2 separate regions of the Homo sapiens genome follow, and region 1 is linked to region 2. The links are chromatin loops, found by intact Hi-C in ENCODE. Cell type or tissue: OCI-LY7. All regions are shown on one strand. Links, peaks and the distances in the headings refer to the core of each region. The heading gives the core; the rest is flanking DNA. Region 1 has its middle 91 kb from the start of PLXNA1. Region 2 overlaps CHCHD6 (coiled-coil-helix-coiled-coil-helix domain containing 6).

Evidence for each region. A loop is a pair of places that touch in the nucleus more often than their neighbours do. Peaks named below come from ENCODE experiments on the same cell type or tissue, not always from the same donor. Only the 100,000 strongest peaks of a DNase experiment are listed, where the experiment ranks them.
Region 1: it touches region 2 in a loop (10-fold over the local background); 2 of 110 quality-filtered maps call a loop at or near these places.

Annotation. Positions count from the first base shown.
Region 1 is chr3:127,069,263-127,079,083 of GRCh38, reverse strand. No RefSeq gene overlaps it. Among named protein-coding and RNA genes, the nearest start is that of PLXNA1, 91 kb to the right of the region's middle. RefSeq lists a silencer at 3,293-3,362 and enhancers at 7,552-8,052, 8,053-8,553. In OCI-LY7, for the core only: no CTCF peak of the experiment used is centred there; a DNase peak (open chromatin) is centred at 3,973; H3K4me3 peaks cover 1,444 bases; H3K27ac peaks cover 1,878 bases.
Region 2 is chr3:126,950,390-126,960,210 of GRCh38, reverse strand. It overlaps CHCHD6 (coiled-coil-helix-coiled-coil-helix domain containing 6), which reads right to left. Exons shown (of 8, transcript NM_032343.3): 7 at 2,660-2,795; 8 at 1-15. The coding sequence ends at 10. Among named protein-coding and RNA genes, the nearest start is that of PLXNA1, 28 kb to the left of the region's middle. RefSeq lists enhancers at 1-301, 5,491-5,580. In OCI-LY7, for the core only: no CTCF peak of the experiment used is centred there; a DNase peak (open chromatin) is centred at 5,010; H3K4me3 peaks cover 611 bases; H3K27ac peaks cover 1,366 bases.

The DNA of each region.
Region 1 (9,821 bases), core at 2,886-5,385, 120 kb before region 2:
GAGGCCAGTAGGCAGCACTGAGGGGCAGGGTGCAATGTGGACCACGACACTCACGAAGCTCCCTGCTAGACCTGCATTGCCTCCCAGGCCTCCCGCAGCCCCATTGTCACCACCACCCCCTCAGACAGACGAAGAAAGCGTGCACTCGAGGAAGCCAAATGATCAATCCAGGGTCACAGGGCGAGCGACTGGCCAGGAAGGATTTGAACCCTGGTAATCTGGCTCTGAGTCCCTCCCCTACCCCCCCTGCTGGGGTCTCTCAGGACAGAAAGACCCCAGCAAAGACTCAGTGCCCAGTGCCGGGCCCAGAGACACCAGCCAGGGTCCTGAGCTGGGTAAGAGCCATCACCTGGGACCCGTGTGTGTGGGGCACTCTGCTTCCCCCAGTTCCTGGAAATGTCTCCAGCTTATCCACTTGCTCTGACCACGGTCTGCCTTTGGTATGGACACCTGGTAAACCCCACCCAGCACTGGCCTGGCCAGACCCACCAGGGAGGTGCGGGGAGGATTCTTTCCCAGGAGGCATTAGAAGACCAGAAGCCATTAATATCTGCAGCAGCCTTGGGCAAGTCCTTCTCCTCTCTGGGCCTTAGTTTCCCCATTCTGTAAATGGGCGGGAAAAGAAAAAAGACCCTCTAAATTTCTTCTCAGCCCTAATGCTCTGGAAGGCAAGAGACCTGAGACCTGGGCTGATTTGTCCCTTGGTTGCAAGTGACAGAGACCCTGTTCCAAGGAGGAATGGACTGGCTCAGGTCACTGAAAAGTCCAGGGGTAAACTTTAGGTGTGGCTAGATCCAGCGGCTCACCCAGTGTCATTAGAAACTCATCTGTCTTCTCTCTCCATCCTGAGGCAGGGCCTGCAGGGCCTGGCAGCTCCAGGCTTAATATTTTTGCCCTTAGCTATACCAGAAACCCCAACCACCCCCTGACATGGCCTTGACTGGCTCTTCTTGGGTCACATACCCACCCACTCAGAGACCAATCAATGTCCCCCAAGGGATTAGAATGCTCTTGGTGGCCAGCTTGCTCACACCACCTGGTTCACAAGGAGATAGAGCCTTGAGACTCCAGCAGTTGGGGTCGGGGGTGGTTTTGAAGGCAAAGGAACCAGCAGAAGTCCTCTTGGCGCCCTCCTCCTAAGTTGTTGTGAGATGGGGGAATAGGTCATGGATAGTATGCAGGGTTATGTGGCCTGAAGTGCTGTCTGGGCCAGCCACCCTCAGGATGGCCCAAGCCCTAAAGCCTGCCCACACCCCCGACCCACGGCCAGTCTGCACACGGCAGAATCAAAGACACCCATGTGGCACTTCCTGCTCAAAGCTGCCCAGATCTCTGTCTCCCAAGGCCCCACTAAAGAGATTATGGGCCTGTCTTTTAGCAGAAACCCTGGGCCTCTGGGCTGGCTCTGCTAATCCCGACAAAGGATAACAGGCCCCTAATTAATTCTCCAAATCTGATGGCAGTGTGAACACCAGCCAGTCCACCCGCCTTAATGAGTTTAATCGACTGGACTTGACGATTTTATTCGAAACCTAGGGCCACAAATTAAGCTCTTAAAAATGCACTTGAACTTGATTGGCAGCAGTAATCCCAACAAAATCTGTTTAATCCTTGGGCTGCCCACGCAGGAACAGCCCGTGCGGGGCTGTGGGCCTGCAGCTCAAACGCTGGGATCCCCTCCCTTCTCAGCTCCAGGGCTGGGTCTCCTCTGCCTTCTGCCTTTAGGCCAGGAGGGAGGACCGGGAGAAAGAAAGTGCCCCGCCTCACCCCTACTGCCCAGGTGCACACCTAAGTACCCTTCAACCCTGGCCCAGACTACTTCTCCAGGAGTACTTCTCCCACATTTCCTGGTACGGCTCGTGGTGCTCCCACCACTGGTGTGACTGGCTCGCATGCTCCGGGGGCAGAGCCACCTGCTGCCCATTCCTGGGTCCCAGCCCCCAGCTTAGGTGCTGTGAGTTGAATGTTGTTGGTGGCCAGCTTTGCACAGATGGCCCCAGGGACATGGCCCCCATGGACTCTGTCCTCCTGAAGAAGATGGATTGCAAAATTGGCCACAAGGCTCCATCCTTCCTCTGGAGTCCCTTGCCCCACCATGTGATTCTGGCTGGCCAGATTTTGCTTTGACCACTAGCATGGGTGGGAGTGATATGCCACTGCTCAGCCTACACTTCACGCTCCCTCAGAGCCCTGCCTCTGCTTGACCACAAACTTGGCCTGGAGGCTGCTGGAGAATGGGAGGCCCTATGGAGCCAGGTGGTCCCTGTGGAGGTCATTCTGAGAGGTGACAGTGTGCTGGCAGCCCTCGAAGCCCTCGCTCGCTCTTGGCGCCTCCTCGGCCTTGGCGCCCACTCTGGCCACGCTTGAGGAGCCCTTCAGCCCACCGCTGCACTGTGGGAGCCCCTTTCTGGGCTGGCCAAGGCCGGAGCCGGCTCCCTCAGCTTGGGGGGAGGTGTGGAGGGAGAGGCACGGGCGGGAACTGGGGCTTCGCGCCACACTTGCGGGCCAGCCTGAGTTCTGGGTGGGCGTGGGCTCGGCAAGCCCCGCACTGGGAGTAGCTGGCTGGCCCACAAGCCCCGGGCAGTGAGGGGCTTAGCACCTGGGCCAGCAGCTGCTGTGCTCAATTTCTCGCCGGGCCTTAGCTGCCTCCCCGCGGGGAAGGGCTCAGGACCTGCAGCCACCCATGCCTGAGCCTCCCTGCCCCGCCGTGGGCTCCTGCGTGGCCTGAGCCTCCCGGCGGAGTGCTGCTCCCTGCTCCACGGTGCCCAGTCCCATCGACCACCCAAGGGCTGAGGAGTGCCGGCAAATGGCATGGTACTGGCAGACAGCTCCACCTGCGGCCCCGGTGTGGGATCCACTGGGTGAAGCCAGCTGGGCTCCTGATCTGGTGGGGACTTGGAGAATCTTTATGTCTAGCTAAGGGATTGTAAATACACCAATCAGCACTCTGTATCTAGCTCAAGGTTTGTAAACACACCAATCAGCACTCTGTATCTAGCTCAGTGTTTGTGAATGCACCCATTGGCACTCTGTATCTAGTTAATCTGGTGGGGACTTGGAGAACCTTTATGTCTAGCTAAGGGATTGTGAATGCACCAATCGACACTCTGTATCTAGCTCAAGGTTTGTAAATGCACCAATCAGCACTCTGGGTCTAGCTCAGGGTTTGTAAATACACCAATTGACACTCCTTATCTAGCTAATCTAGTGGGGACCATGGAGAACTTTTGTGTCTAGCTCAGGGATTGTAAACGCACCAATCAGCACCCTGTCAAAACGGACCAATCAGCTCTCTGTAAAACAGACCAATCGGCTCTCTGTAAAATGGACCAATCAGCAGGATGTGGGTGGGGCCAGATAAGAATAAAAGCAGGCTGCCCCAGCCAGTAATGGCAAGCCACTGCATGCCCTTCCAGACTGTGGAAGCTTTGTTCTTTTGCTGTTTGTAATGAATCTTGTTACTGCTCACTCTTTGTATCTACACTGTCTTTATGAGCTGTAACACTCACCACGAAGATCTGCAGTTTCACTCCTGAGTCAGCAAGACCACGAACCCCTTGGAAGGAAGAAACTCTGAGCACATCCAAACATCAGAAGAAACAAATTCTGGGCAGGCCGCTCTTAAGAACTGTAACATTCACTGCGAGAGTCTGTGCCTTCATTCTTAAAGTCAGTGAGACCAAGAACCCACCAATTCCGGACACAAGTCTACAGCAGCCAGCCGGAAAAGTCAGCAACAGGACACTGGTTCTTGAACAAGCCCAGACCACGGAGTTCAGCCCAGGCATTAGAGCTCAGTTAAGACCATAGAGCTCAGCCCAGCCCAGCCAAGCATAGCCCAGACTATGGAGCTCAGCCCAAACCACAGAGCTCAGCCCAGCCCAGCCAAGCATAGCCTAGACTACAGAGCTCAGCCCAACCCAACAGAGCACAGCCCAGACCACAGAGCTCAACCCAGACCAGCCAAGCACAGCCCAGACCACAGAGCTCAGTTCAGACCATAGAGCTCAGCCCAGCCAAGGATAGCCCAGACCGTGGAGCTCAGCCCAGACCAACCAAGCATAGCCCAGCTCACAGAGCTCAGCCCAGACCACAGACCTCAGCCCAGCACAACAGAGCACAGCGCAGACCAGCCAAGCACAGCCCAGACCATGTAGCGCAGCCCAGTCCAGTCAAGCACAGCCCAGACCACAGAGCTCAGCCCAGACCAGCTAAGCTCAGCCTAGACTTCCCAGCTCAGCTTGCCAATACTTAAAGTCTGAAAATAGTATATGATATTGTTTCAGGCCCCTGTGTTTAGAGGTGGCTGGTACACAGCTCAGCTTCCTGGGACACCTCCCCCACTAGCCCAGCTCTCTGCAGAGTTGTGGTAGGTTCTGCCTTTACCCTCCAAGGTCTCCAAGTGTTTAGGAGCACCCGTTGGAAGTACGCTGTCTGCCACAGCCAAGCCTTTGCTTGAGCCTGCCTCACCCCCAAGCTCCCCTAACTTGCAGTCATTGCCCCTCACTGCCCTGCTCTGGAGCTGGCCCTGTCATTAACTCACCAGCCAGGTCTCACTAACTTCAGCTCTTTGGGAGCAGAGCCATGGGAATGAGCCTTGTCTTCCCAGAGGGTACCTGGCTGTGTTCAGATTGAGTTTCCTCCTGCCCAGTGACCAGGGCTGGATTGGATGCTCCAAGTAAAACAAACACACTAGCACATGCATGCACACACACGAACACTTGCACATGACCACACACACATGCACACGGATATGCTCCTACAGGCACCACACACAGTTAAAATAAGCTCATTATACTCTGGCCGCAGGACAATTTACCCTGTAGCTGTTTGCTAAGAAAGCCACTCAGAGAGGACAAAAGAAAATCCAGCTTTTTTATATATTTCAAAATATGTTTTCTCTATCAGATTGGCCAGACTCCAAGTGTTTTCAGTCTGCTCTGTGGGCCAGACCTCAGGAAAGTGAGCACTGCTTGCCTTGCTGCTGGAAGGGTTCGTGGCATGGCCTCTATGAAAGGCAGTGTGGCAATTCCCATCAACATTATCCACTGACCCAGCAATCCCACCTGCGGAATTTTGCCCTGCAGGTGTACCTACCCACATTTCAAGAGACTCTGAGCAAGATTACCCACACCACATTGTTTCTGGCAGCAAAAGAACAGGAATAGCCCGAAATGCCCATCTCATTTTAAAACCTTGCAAATGCAGCATCTGTTTTACAAAAATAACAATAATGAAAAGCTGCAGAGTCAATGAGTGAATGCATGCTGGTCAAGCAAGCAGTCATGGTCACTGGGACGTTGGGAACACTCCGAACCCCACTCTGATGCCTGCCCAGCTGCAGCCCCTCCTGCGGGTGTCAGCACCGCCCCACCCCACAAAGCTGGCCTGACGCCTCCTCTGTCCCTCCCCAGCCCCTCCTAGCACACACGCCAAAGGGACTCTAGCCATCAACCCGCTGCTCGTCCCAGTTCTACAGCAGCCCAGAGGGGCGTCCAGGGCTGACTGAGCAGCAGGGCGGCCTGAGGCCCCAGGGCTCCCAGCGCCAGCCCCGCCTGTGAGCCCAGGAAGCAAGCTGCTTTGATGAAATTTTCACACTCCATGCATCTTTCAGGAGGAGGAGTTGGGTGGGGAGTGGAGAGGGAAGCTCCCTAGATGCTTTCTATGCTAGGGCTGGGCCTAGGGGCTGGGACCACATCAGTGAAGGTAGACCAGCAAGCCCCAGCCCTCCACCCACCCCCACTGGCCATACCAGGCAGGAGAGGAAGGCCTAGGAGGGGAGCAGTCACCTCTCGTTCTCACAGCAGCCGGCTATGGCCCTCTGACCACTGGTCTCCACTCTGCAGTGGTCAAGAGTGAGGCTTCTCCCCAGTCCTTGCCCTGCACTGGCACACGATGTTGGCAGCAGATGGACAGAGGGTCAGCTCCCAGTTACCTGTGTCCTCAGAGGCTGGAGGAGTCTGGTCCCCACCCTCCCTGCCTGCCAGGCCTGCGTCTCCACCTGGGAAGGGGCACCACACCTACCTGCCAGATGTTCCACACCCAGTACGTGCTGGGGAGCAGAGGGTCACTCTGCCCCATCCATGTCTGTCTCTCTTCTTTGTCTCTCTGCTCCAGCCCTGTCTCCACCCTCCATTTGGCTTGGGAAAGTCCCTGTGCTTCCCAATCCTGTTCTCAGTTCTCCCATTTCTCCTGGGAGTGAACAGGTGTGTGATCCGACACAAGGGAGGTCCTCCATGCCTGGGCCTGGCTACTCTGCACAAGTGGGACCCTCACCCAGCTTCAGGGCAGGCCCACACCTCCCAGCCTTGCCCAGCCCCACAGTCTCCATATGGGTTCCTTCAAGGCTATGCAAGGATTCCAGTGCCAGTAGTGTGCATGGGGGCTGAGCCCAAGACCCCCTGGAGGGCTGTGAAGAAATGAGAGGGGGAAGGGAACCTGCTGGGAAGGGCTCGACACAGGCGGGTGGCCACTTGCAGGTGGCTGAGGTTCAGTCCCGTGGACACCAGAGACTTCTGAGGGTCACGTGTGGGGTCTGTCCTTGGCACTTCCACCCTGCCATGCGTGCATGAAGTTGAGCAGCTCTGGCGACTTTCAGGCTGGGGCCAGCACTATGCACAGGGCTCCGGCTGCGTTTGCTTGCTCTTCTCCTCCCTGAAGCACTTGGTCATGCAGTTGTGCCCACTGAGAGCTTGCAATGGCAGCTCCCACTGTCCCTGGGAAGCTGCTCTTGGCAGATGGGGGGAGTCTATCCCAGCTCCTACCTTGAAGACACTTCTGCCACTCCCCGGGGGTCTGCACTGGCTGCCTTGCTGGGCCCTCCCTCCTCTCGCCTCCTGCCCCAGACTTGCTAAGCCCATGTGGGGCGGCAACGAACCCTGCATGTGCTAATTCAGCAAACATTACCCAGCTCCGGCCAAGTAACAGCACTAACTAATCCTGCCAACACCCCTGCAAGGCACATACCCTCACTGCCTTTTACAGATGAGAAAACCAAGGCCTAAAGAGCCAAGGTGACTTGCCTGAGGTCTCCCAGCCAATGAAGAGTGGAGCCAGGGCTGAAACTGGGCCTGTCTCACACCAGCCACCATGTTTGAAACCCCCTTGGAGGACAAGCGCCGACTCAGCCTCCGTGGGGCTGCTCAGGGACTCCGGGGCGCTGGCTGTCTAAGGAGCAGACCCCTCTGGACGACACCCACATCTGCTGGAGTGGCAAGGGCACACGCTGCTGCCCCAGGCACTCTGCCCACAAGTGGCACCAATGCCTGGGCTCTAAGTGGCACCCCCGCACCCCAGTTATACCTGGGCATCATGTGACCACGCCCCTCCTGCACCCCAGGCCCATTTCAGCCTGAGCTCTGTTGGCTCGGCCCCTCTCTCTTGAATCACTCATTCCTTTCCCTCTGCACAGCTGCCACCTGCCCCACCCTGTCCCTGCCACCATCTTCTCTTGTCTGGCCAATTGCAAGGGCATCAAAGCAGATCTCCTGACGCCACTCTTTTACAACATATTTCCTGCTTCAGCTCATGGCATGTCTCTACTCCAGAGCCTCATGAGGCTTTCCCTCACCCTCCTTACCCTGGCCTGCCAGGTTGCATGGTCCACCCCCTGCTGATGCCTCCACTGTCACAGGGCCACCTGGTCCTCACCCCACACTCTACCCCATCCTCACTTCCTCTGCCCACTGCCCTCACCCCTTGCCAAGATGATCCCTTCATCCTCCAAGCTCCAACTTAAATGTCCCTTCTCAGGATGACTGCGGCTCCTTCAATTGTTCTCCAAGCTCTCTGAGCATCTCAGCAGGGTCCTGTACAGATGGAATTTTCCAGAGACAACCGTAATGACACTTTCCATATGACACCCTTCTGCAGCGTGGCCTTCCCATCCTCCCGTCGTGCCCTTTGGATGTGGGCAGGATGGAGCCTTGCTTGCAGCCAGCAGAAAGTGCTGGAAGTGGCGCTGTGTGATGCCATGGTGAGGTCAGGACAGCCACACCGCCTGTTCTCGTTCCCTGGAGCACTGCAGCTGAGGCTCCACCACCTCAAGGCCACTCACGAGTCACCTGTCTTAGCCTTCAAGTTCTCCCAGGCCTGGCACCAGATGTGTGAGCAAAGGAGCCCCCACTCACTTCCCATCCCATCTCCCCCAGCCTTGGAGTCTTCCCAGCCGGGCCTGGAGTACAAGCCAGCCATCGCCTGCCATGCCCTCTCCGAACTGTAGCCACAGCATCTGTGAGTGCAACAAAATGGCTCAAGTTGGTGCCACTACGTGGAGGTGGAGGATTTGCTGTGCAGTGATGGAACCCCGGCATTCCCAATCCTCCCAGCCTGGCTACAAGCAGTCTGTGCCTTTATAGGAGCAGAACCAGGACGGGTCTTTCCTTTGAGGAACAATTTTCTAAGTCTTTTGAATCAGCAAAGGACAAACCAGGGTCCCTTCTGGAAGGCAGTGTCTGGCTTCCTTGTGGATAAGAAGGGCTGTGGGGGCAGTTACCTGCACCCCTGACTGGCTCACTCTGTCTGGGTGCTGGGGCAGGAGTGGGCAGATGAGAGTCTTTGGCTCAGCTGAGGGAATTCTCATGGTGAGGATGAGAGTCCCACGGTGTGGCAGGGCCAGGGACTCGTGGCCAAAACAGTGTGGGAGCAGGCTCTCCTAGAAGCTGGTTTTAAGGTTTCCTTTCCTGAGTAGCAACTCCCAACACACTCAAAGTATGGTCCTAGCCAGTGGCGTGCTTGTCACCTGGGGACTTGTTGGAGCTACCCAGCCCTGTGCGCTGGGGCCCCACCCTGGAGCAAGCCCAGACCTGAGGCTCTGTGCAGGCTTAGGTCTAAGAGCCTCTGCCCTCCGTAACCAGGACAGCCTGGGGGTGGCTGTGGGTGGGGACTTCTGCCACCTCCATGCTTGGGGGTGGCAGTGTCAGGGCTACAGGGTTCTGAGCAGCAAGGATGGAGGACGGCAGAGCAGTGAGCAGGTAGTGTGGGGCGGCGTGGGAGCTGGGGAGACGTGGACAGCCATGCCAGGGACCCTGTGCACTGGACCAAGACCAGCCAGGGCCAGTGTGCAGGCGATCGACAACAGGCTGCGAGCTCGGGAGCGGGGCACAGGGCTCGGGGCACCCTCAGCCCACACTGGAGGACCAGCAGCAGCTCCTGGAGCCCCCTGGCCAGAGGGGTCTGGTTATCCACAGAAGTTTCCTCTTTAGGAATGGGGTCTGTGCTTTTTGAAGGAAGAAACTGAGATTTTACTAGCAACTTTTCAGTTCGTGACCCTCATGTTACTGTATTGATTTGTATGTTAACTTGACCTTCCCTGCCTTCTGCCTCTCCCTCTCCCCTTCCTCTCTCCTTCCTGGTCCTGTTTACTTGGAAGGCGGTTGGGTAACTTGTGTGTTTTTGGACAGGAGAGAATCGTTTAAAATGTTGCTCTGTGATTATACTTTTTCTTTGGTTGTTATATTCCTTTTTACTCATAACTCCCTAGCCCTTAATTCTCATTTTTGACCTATGGTTTCATCTACTTAAAAAATTACCTCGTGGCGATGAGCTTCACCCTTGTTCTTAATCTTCGCTCTTTTGTGTTTCCAGCCTTCTGCTTGGCAGCTCGTTGGCTTCTCACCTTTTATCTCCTTATCCTGCATCTCATTTTCCTATCTTTTATTACATTTACATTCTAAAGTTCTCATCTTTGTTAGGTTTCTGTGACTCTCTTGTTTCTAGATCTTGTGTCATGCACTGTAACAATATTACTTCTTACGCTGTGATGCCTGATTCTTTATTTTCATCTCTGCAGCCTCCTGGGATGATCCCTCTCGTCTGCATAC
Region 2 (9,821 bases), core at 4,019-6,518:
GTCTGCTCCTCAGCCCTACAAAGAGAACAGGTCAGAGTTGAGTCAGGGCCCACTCCGCCCATGCCCTCCAGCTCCGTGCAGATCGCCCTGTGACAGCAACCGCTTCCCAGGGAGCAGCTGTGAGTTGGTCTCCCTCCTCACCTGGAGACCCATCAGTGAGTCTCTTCACCTCTGTACCCCGGAGCCCAGCACAGTCCCCAGCAACAGGGGACGGGCCCTCACTCCACACGACAGTGACACCAGAACCCGCTCCCCTTTCCTTTACTCTCCCAGGGCTGGCTCAGAAGGCAGGTCCCCTGCCCCTGCCCCCTCAACCTGCTGCGGTGTTTCTGACAAGCACCCTGGATATAGAAGAGTCTAACCCAACTCTGCTCTGCCTCATCAAGGCCTCCCCTCTGTTCTCTGATTTTTCACAGCTCAGCAGGAGCCTGCTGGGATGCTGGGGTCCGCACAGTCAGGGTCCTGTGGTGGACAGCCTGAGGCCCCTGTCCTCATCTGAGATGCCCAGCACATCTGCACACAGGCAGGTGCCAGGCTCTGGGCCTAGGCATCACCTACCTGCCCTAGGAGCCCCAGGGCAGATGTTAGATCCTGGAGAGAGAAGCAGTGCTGCCCCACCCCAAGGCCCTTGACCATGTGGGCCTCTGTCCCCTGCTGTTTGGCCCCTTGCATAAGCAAATCCCTCTTAGGGACCCTTCACTCCCCGCTCTCTGGTTCTGCCAGCAGCCTTCTGAGGCGAAGGCTGGCGAAGGGTGGTGAGAGTTTCTCCAGCACTTGCCACATCTCACACACAGGGCACCACCCAAGTGCCTGGGTGCTGGGGCTCCGAGGGAGTCAGGTTGAATATGCCGTCTCCAAATGCACACACACTGCCAAGGCAGCACGTGGGGAGAGCAGGCAGGCCTCTGGCACTGCCATTGCTCAGTCTCTGGTTTCTTTGCTAGTCATGTCAGGGGTAGGGGCCGGGAAGGAGGGAGCCAGACCTGGCAGTGTCCCAGAGCCTCTCTCAGGGAATACACTGGGGTTTAATGTGATCTGTCTTCCTTGGTAATCACATTTTTGCCTTGGTGCGAGGAAGATATATTGGTGAGGTGTGTTTGTTAAAGAAATACTCTTAGGGGTGGTGGGTAGGGGCTGAAAACTACCACAGAGGTGGGGCTGGATGGAGAGAGGATGGAGTCTAGGGCTGGCCACTGAGGCGTAGGCCCTGCCAGGAAGCCAAGAGGCTGCAGCAGATCCCTCGGTAAAGAGTTAGGTGTGTGATGAACAGAGACTCGGAGCTGCCCTTGATTGGGTGTGTGGAGGATCTGGAGGCTTCACTTTGCTGGTGAGTAGGGAGCTAAGTGTCTGGTCGGTGCGAAGGGCCCTGGTCTGGCCCAGCCTACCCAGTGCCCCAGCGCCTCCTGCCCACGTGGAAGCAGAGTGAGCAGCCTTCCATCCTCTGAGATGGAGGAGGAGGCCGCCTGTCCTACCCAGGGCTTCCCTCTCTTGGAAGGCTGACAGAGGCCTTGCGACCACTCATCCTGTGTGGAGCTACTTCTGGGCTGTGTTCTGGCCATGAAGGGACAGTCGGTGCTGGACGGGGCTGTGACCAGCAAAGAGTGGAACAATCAGCCTTGGCAGATGGGTGTGAGCAGGGCATGACCCAAGGAAGCTCTTGCAGGCCTGGGGCTGCAGGACCCCGCTCAGTTCAGTGGGACAGATCTCCCCTTGGACATGGCTGGAGAGCACAGAGCATCTGGCCTCAGCCTTTTCCATCCCAAGTACCTAAAGCAGCCTGTCTCCTACTCAGGCCAAAGAGGCTTTTACGTGGGAAAGGAGACCTCGTCCTGTTGTTTCTCCCATACATTTTCACAAACAGGCCGCACTCCTTGGGGAGCCCAAACTAGGTGTTCTGAGAGTGAATGATGCTCCCCAAGGTGGGAGCTGTCCTGTTGGGGTGGGGCAAGGGTGAGGTATGGCTGGGAACAGCCTGACTGCACCAGAGGACGCTACGGGACCTGGGAAGGGGGAGGACTTATCTAGGATAGAGAGCAGCAGTTGGGGGTGGGGGAGGAAGGCAGTAGGAGCTGGCTGGGAGCGCATCACAGGCATCCAGGACAACCGAGGCCCACTGGAGTGGGAGGTGACCAGAGAGCACATGAGGCTTGGGACCACTCACCAGGAAGGCCAAGCCAGCACACCCCTGTAGACCAGCTCAGGGCAGGGTGGCTGTGAGCAGCTTCTGATGGCCACATCTGCTCCCACTCCTCTTCCAGATGGCCTATCCTTGCTGGGACCCCCACTCTGCACTCGGGCCTCTGCCACCCTCCCACCCCTAAGTGCCGAGGGCTAAGAAGTCCCCGGCACCCACAAGGGGCCCGGCCCTTGAAGGTGGGGCCTGACTTTACCCAGCCTGCTCCCACCCAGCCTAATAGGGCAAACGCAACAGGGATCATCTCCCTGGGGCCAGATGTCCAAGGCGCTCCTGGAAGCAGCCAGGAGAGTGTGCAGGTGACTGAGGAAAGCGAAGAATCCCTCCCTTGGCAAATGCAGAGACCTCCAAGTGGAGCATCTGATTCTAACAGGAAAAGGCAGGCAGAGATCTCCAATGCTAGATAGAGGTACCTCGCCTACCTCCCAAGGCCCTTGGAAACCTGGGAGGCAGGCAAGGCCTTACCTTGTGGGCGGCGCTCACGCAGCGCTGGTATGCCTTGACCAGGTCCGAGCACAGCAGCACCTCATGCGGGCGATCTCGGTAGCAGTGGAGAATCTGGGCCTGCAACCCTGAGCAGACGGGCTCCACCCTGCGGGGCCTGCAGAAGACAAGAGCAGGCAGGCCTGGGGCTCAGGTGCCAGCAGGCAGGGGAGAGAAACAACTCACATTCACTCCACCTACCTCCCAGGCGCTAGGCTAAGTCCCTGACACCCAGCAGCATCCTTTTAACCCTCAAGGAGAAGCACTGTGCTTTCCCGTTCTAGAAATGAGAGGACGGTCGCAGGGTCAAGCCCTGTGGTGGGTGGCTTAGGCTCACAATATAGCAGACACTGAAACATGCTGTGGTATGGGGCTCCACACCGGGCTCCTTCACTGGGGCCTGTGTACACTCAGGAGACAGGAAAGCCCCACTGGAGGGCCCCCATGAGGATGGTGCAGCCCGCCTCCAGGACAACCCGCCCCGCTGTGCCCAGGATAGCCATCCCTTTATGCCTGAGACAGCCCGCCCCACTGTGCCCAGGATAGCCGTCAGCTGCTTTCCTGGGCTTTCCTGTGCCTGTGGTTTACCCGTGACTATAACCATGTGACTTATTTTTTTTCCTGATTTAAAACTAATATGCGTGCAATAAGGAAAATGAAATCTACAGAAATGTCTAAAGAAATGAAAAATGTTCTTTTTACTTCTTAGAGGTAACCATTATAATATTTTGGGGGTAATTTACTATTTTTTTCTTTCTTTTTCAAAGTAGTTTTAGAACCCACAAAAGTGAGTAAGTTCACTTTCTAAAGTTGTGGAAAAAAAGAGCAAATATAGATAAACTAAAGTCAGTCACTGGCCCAGCCTCCTGAGCGTAATTTTGGATTGGTTGGTCTCCTTCCAGATTTCTCTCTCTCTCTCTCTCTCTCTCTCTCGTGCGCACACTGACACACACAACAGCACATTCGTGCACTCCCTGCCAGCCAGGTGCTGTCCTCCGGCTGCTGGGCGTGCTCAGTGCTGCTCCTTACAGCTCTGGTAGCAGACACTATCGTTCATCATGCTGTTCACACAAATGAGGAAACTGAGGCTCAGAGAATTAAGGCCATGCAGCTGGACAGTGGAGGAGCGGGACATATTTATTTACATGGCTTTGGATGTACTGTTGCTGCTCATTTGTTTTCTTAAGTGGGTTTTAGGCCAGGACCCTTCCCAGCTGTAGACGGACCCACTGTAACACTTAACAGCCTTTCCAAATTGAACACCACTCACGGCTGAGGGCACCAAAAAGAGCTGTAAAAATGTAGAAAGCCATTCCTCAAGTTTCTTAGCAATAGAAAGGATCACTGTCACACATGCCACAGCTCCACTCCAGGTACGTGGAGAGAGAGATATGTAGGTCAGTTGCTCTCCCACCAGGGTCTCCAGAGCCGTTATCATCTAACGATAACTTGAACACAGTTCCTCAGCTAGAAACCACCAGCACCAGGATGCTCGACAGCTTGGGAACAGGACCCCATATTTAGCTGTCTTGCTCTGGAAGTCTGCGGGTGGACACTTCTGTACACTGCTGACTTAGCAGTGATGCCACCTGGGTCTGGTCTTCCCTTCTCGTCCATGTCATCCCCAGGCCACTGTATGCAGCGCAGTCCTCTCTGCAGCAGAGGTCAAAGGGAGCAGGGAGGAGCAGGTCTCTCTGCTGTCTCATCTGACTACGCGGGACAATGCTCCCCTCAAACCCCACTCCAGGTTTCTCCTCCACTCACTGTCTAGGACCAGGTCACATACCCATGCCTAACACCATCGCTAACATGAGCAGTGAGTGTCCCATGTTCAGCTAAGGCCAGCAAGACCCATCCCCAGGGCATGAACAAAACGAACAGTCCCTAAATTAAAGACGGGGAGGGATGAGTGTGGGGTGGGGTGCAGCCGCCTGTGACTGCCATGCCACACCAGCGCCAAGGTAAAGGATGTGAAGGGAGAGCACGCCTTCCCCTTCCTGCCAGGGGAGGCCATGGTGGCCCAGCCCTGGCCTGGGTCCTTGAATTCCACCCCATCCTAGCCATTGAGGTCACAATTCTGACTCAAGTCTGCATTGCATGCACCAAGTCTTAAAGGGTCCTCTTATTTCCTGAAGAGGACTGGGTGGGGGGGGTTTTATCTGCATTGACTTCTCGTTCTTACATATGCAGGGCAGATGAGCCCCTGGTGTGCAGTCCTCTGCCCAGCTCCGGAGACCCGCTTCACTGGCCTGCGTCAGCTGCCGCACAGGCGGCTGGGGCAAGAATACAGCTGGGGTGTCTGGGGCAGCCCCTGATTTGTCTCCAGGTGCTTAAGCACGGCTCCACATCTGTATTTAAGAACTGTGACATGGGTGTGTCTAGTTGTGGGCTTTTTAGGCTGCTTCTTCCTTGGGGGACGGCTGGCCTCATGGCATTTCGTCTCAGGCAGGTGTTCTCAGGGACTGCACATACAGCTTTGGTTCTGAGTGTTCTGACACCTGTTTTAGGAGCACTTTCAAGTCACAGGCCAGGCTCTCTGCCTCCATCGCAGAGGCCTCCCCTCCTGTTCTGCTCCCTGAGTCTCCAGCCTTAGAAGGCTGTGCTCTCCCCTCCCCAGGCAGGGTTAAATCTGCAGGGCAGTGGGTGCCTTCAGTGGCACTGCCAGTCTCCCTGGGCTCTCTCTTGTCACCTATACTGCTGTCCCCTCATACCAGCCTCTTGCTGTGTCTTCTGTTCCTCCTGACGGTGCTGGCCCTCTAGAGTCTGAGACCCCAGAGCATGACTTCCATCATAGCCTCTGCTGCACTCCCCTGAAGCAGGACCCCACCCTGCCCTCATGGGGCCCTGGTGAGCCTGGTTCCTGGCTGCACCGTGGAGGCCAGCAGGCACTGAGGGGACCTGTGTGTCATGGTGAGTGGCTCAGGGGAAGCCCCAGGCTTAGTCAGGGCAGAGCTGTCCTAAGCTGTAACTCTGTGAGGCTTACTGATCTATGTGAAAAGAGGTACCATAGACAGGACAGGCGGAGGCTAAGTGGCCCCAGCCTGAGTCATGTGGCTGAGCCTCATGGAGCTGGAGGGCTGACCTGCTGAGCCCTGCCCTCTACAGAGGCACAACAGAGACGCCGACACTTTGCAGAATGGCGATGTGCAGGAAGACACAGCCACATTTGCCCCTCTCCCCATGGTCAGCCTGGCTGTGTCCCCTCCTCACTGGCTTCTCCTACTTTAGTTTCAGGTCCCAGGACAAGGGCCTCTGCATTTTGAGGGCAAACCTCGCAGTGGGCTCCCAGTTTAGGAGAAACTGGGCCATGGCGAAATCTATCCCCTCCTTGCCAGTATCGCCCGTGGGACCATGACAGCCTCTCTCTCCTGGGACTTATCAGAACAATATGAGGAGACAGAATGGAAGGCAAATGTCAACTGGAAGAAATTTCACCCATTTGTCCACAAAAAGGCTCTGAATGGGATAAGACAGGGAGAGCATAGCTCTGGAAATGAAAAGCTTTCTCTGAAGCAAGGCAGGGCTAGGCCTTCGGTGAAGCCATTCACAAAAGTAGGTGCACTCTATCCACCCTGAACCCCTCCCAGCCCTGGCACACCATGACCCTGTTTACAATGCATACAAAACAGCTCCCATGTTCAGAAACATGGTCTTGCAAACAGCTACTCTTCACATGCACAGATAAAGGTATCCAAAGTGTGCCACAAACTTGCCAGGGATAGAAATAAGTCCTGTACCCCTGTGTAAGGACATTTCCTTGGAGAATGAAGATCTAATGGTCCATGTGGCTTCGAAGGGGTTCACACCATTCGCATTGGTGTATGGGGTGTCTGTTTGCACAGGCATCAAAGACAATGCCCAGGAAGTTGGCTCACCTCACTGGCTCTTATGTTCCTCATTGGTACAATGGGAACAGTAACACCGCTTGCCCCATAGAAGAACAGAATTGCATGCTGTGAAGTGCAGCTCTCATAGCAACCTAGCCATCAGTGTGAGAAACCGAGGTGGGGCCAGGGTCTGGAGTGGGGTGAGCTTGCAGAAAGGCTGGGTTACTGGAGGCACTTGGCAGAGAAGAGCTGAGGATATGCTGGGGTGGTGGAACTGCCAACGTAGGGCTTGGAGGGTGGGACCTTACCTTAAAGGGTCCCTCCCTCTACAGCGTAAGCTCTGATATCATTCGAGACCTAGTTCAGACCTCGCCCAGCCTCAGTGGTGCCTCCTCCTCAGGCATGTTAGGGCATTAGCGAGTCTGCATAATCATGGTGTCTCTTCAACAAGGAGCTGGCAGATGTCTGAGGCTGGGACTCTTGGTCTAGTGGAAAGAACACAGGTTCTGGGATCAGACAAACCTGGGGCAAGGCGCTGGCTTTGTCACTTTCCACTGTGTGGTCGGTGCATCAGGTATGGGGGAGGACCCCACCCCACAGAGCTGTTGAGAGGATGGCAGGAGAATGGCAGGTGATGCCCAAGACGGCCCGGTCAGAACATGCTCAGTAACGCAGTGTGGCCCTGAAGGAATCATTGGCATTCAGTAAATAGGACCACAGAAGACCCCACATCCAGCCTCCTGATGGCCCTGAGAATGTGATGGCCACAGACAAGGCACATGGGTCCTGGTCCCTGGCAAGCAGGCCGCATAGGTCTGCCTGACTCCCAGAGCCCCCACCCTGTCGGCTGAGACCACAGACACAGCAGAGTCCAGAGGCCCCATGTGGTTCCTTCCCAACCCCTGTGCCTGAGCGGGCCTCTCCCACTGACCACCTCTCCTGGACCTTCTCCATTCCCCGCACTCCATCCAAAACACATTCATCTCTCAAAATATGGAAAAGCTTTTCAAATCGAAACCCCCTTTTGCCTCCATCTCCGTCCCAGGCCACAGCAGCTTCTCCTTGCTTAGAGAGGTGCTGCCTGGGGCTCCCCCTGCCCCACTCCCCTGGGCCCCATGCCGAGCCTCACTGCTCAGCTGACGGCACCTGCCTGGCCCTCACTGCCTCTCTGGCCACTTACTCTGGTTCTCTTCTGCTGGACCCTGGGCCTCTGCCTGTGTGCGAGCTCCACCTGTGGCCCCTGCCCTTGTCCCCTCAGCACACCAGCATGGTGCCCAGCTCAAGACCTGCTGTCCCCTGCCTGCCATGCAGCCCAGCAGGTGGCCATGGGCCCACATGGACCAGATGTGGCTAGCCCTCATCCCAACATCTCCTCCTCCTGAATTTCAGTTGGGTCGGCAGCACCAACACCCAGCTGGTCCAGCTGCACACCCAGAGCACCCAACTTCTCCAGCCCCCATGCCCACAGAGCACTCCCAAGTCTAGCCTACAGGAGAGCCCTAGCCCATGCCCTTGTTTTCACTGTCATTAAATAGCCTCCCAACGGTCCTCTCTACTTCCAGCAACAGTGATGCTTTCAGAACATAATGCAGGCCACAGATTTCTAAAACACCAAGGCAGTTCAAAAACTCATTCTTAGGTAATCACAACTCACTGCACAATGTGCGAAGCATTACCTCATTTAATCCCAAGCAGGCCCACATAAGGTAGAAGCTCTGTTTTTCCTTAAAACAAAACAAAACAAAAACAAACCCACAATGTCTCCAAGTGATACAGTAACTTGCTCAAGTTCACCATTTGAAAAGCAAGGCCAGATCTCAGGCCTAGTTAGACTGTACCCAGACCTGACGGCCTGCTAGGTCTCCCATGGACCTCAGGCTATCTCAAGCACCCTGACACTGTGACCTGTCACCCTGCCATTGTCGCAGAGCTGGTATAACTCTGCCGCCAGCCTGAGTGCCCTGAGAAGTTGGTCTGTGTCCCCAGCCCATCCCCAGCTGGATGAGGGAACTGACCTCACACCTCTGGTGGCCGACTGGCCCCTGGTCTCATACCCACTTCTCCTCAGGCAGAATACACTGCACTTGGTGAAGAACCCATAACTAGCTAGAGACCCAGGCGATCCTCCCTCCCTCTTCCTTCTCTCTGGTCTTGGTCCACTATCCATAAGTTTCGGTACAACCTTCCCTTCCATCCATAACCTCTGCACCCTTCCCTTTCCACTCATGACATGCCTCTGAGCAACCTCCCTTCCAATCCACGTGAAGCTTCTTTGCAACTTTTCCTTCCATCCATGGAAAGCTTCCATGAAGTCTTCCCTTAGTTACATGACAACATTCTGTGCAGTATTCATTTTTTTGTATTAGTCTGTTTTCACACTCCTATAAATAACTGCCTGAGACTGGGTAATTTATAAAGAAAAGAGGTTTAATTGACTTACAGTTTTGCATTGCTGGTGAGGCCTCAGGAAACTTACAATCATAGTGGAGGGGGAAGCAGGCACATCTTACATGGCGGCAGGTGAGACAGAGATGCAAAGCGGGAAGAGCCCCTTATAAAATCATCAGGTCTCACGAGAACTCACCATCATGAGAACAGCCCGGGGGAACCACCCCCATAATCCAATTACCTTCCTTCCTTGACACGTGGGGATTACAATTCAAGATGAGATTTAGGTGGGGAAACAGCCAAACCATATCAATTTCATCTGTGACAAGCTTCCGTGAGACCTTTGCTTCCCATCTATGACATATGCAACCTTCAATCCATAACAAGAATCCATATGACCTTTCCTTCCCATCAACAACAATGCTTTCTGCATCACTCCCTTCCCAACAATGGTATGGCTCTATGCAGCTGCCCCATCCACCCATGACAAGCTTCTGAACACCCTCTCCTTCACATCATAGCCATTCCTCTGTGCAGCCTTTCTTTCCCATCCATGAAAATCCTGTGCAGGCCAGGTGCAATGGCTCATGCCTGTAATCCTAGCACTTTGGGAGGCCGATGCAGGCGATCACTTGAGGTCAGGAGTTCAAGACCCACCTGGCCAGCATGGTGAAACCTCATCTCTACTAAAAATACACAAATTAGCCAGGCATGGTGGTGAGGGCCTGTAATCCCAGTTAGTTGGGAGGCTGAGGCAGGAGAATCACTTGCACCCAGGAGGCAGGTGTGCAGTGAGCAGAGAGCGTGCCACTGCACTCCAGCCTGAGATATAGAGCAAGACTTTGTCTCAAAAGAAAAAAAAGTCTCTCTGTAGCATTCCCTTCCATCCATGACAATTTTCATTGCAGTCTTCCATTCAATTCATAGAC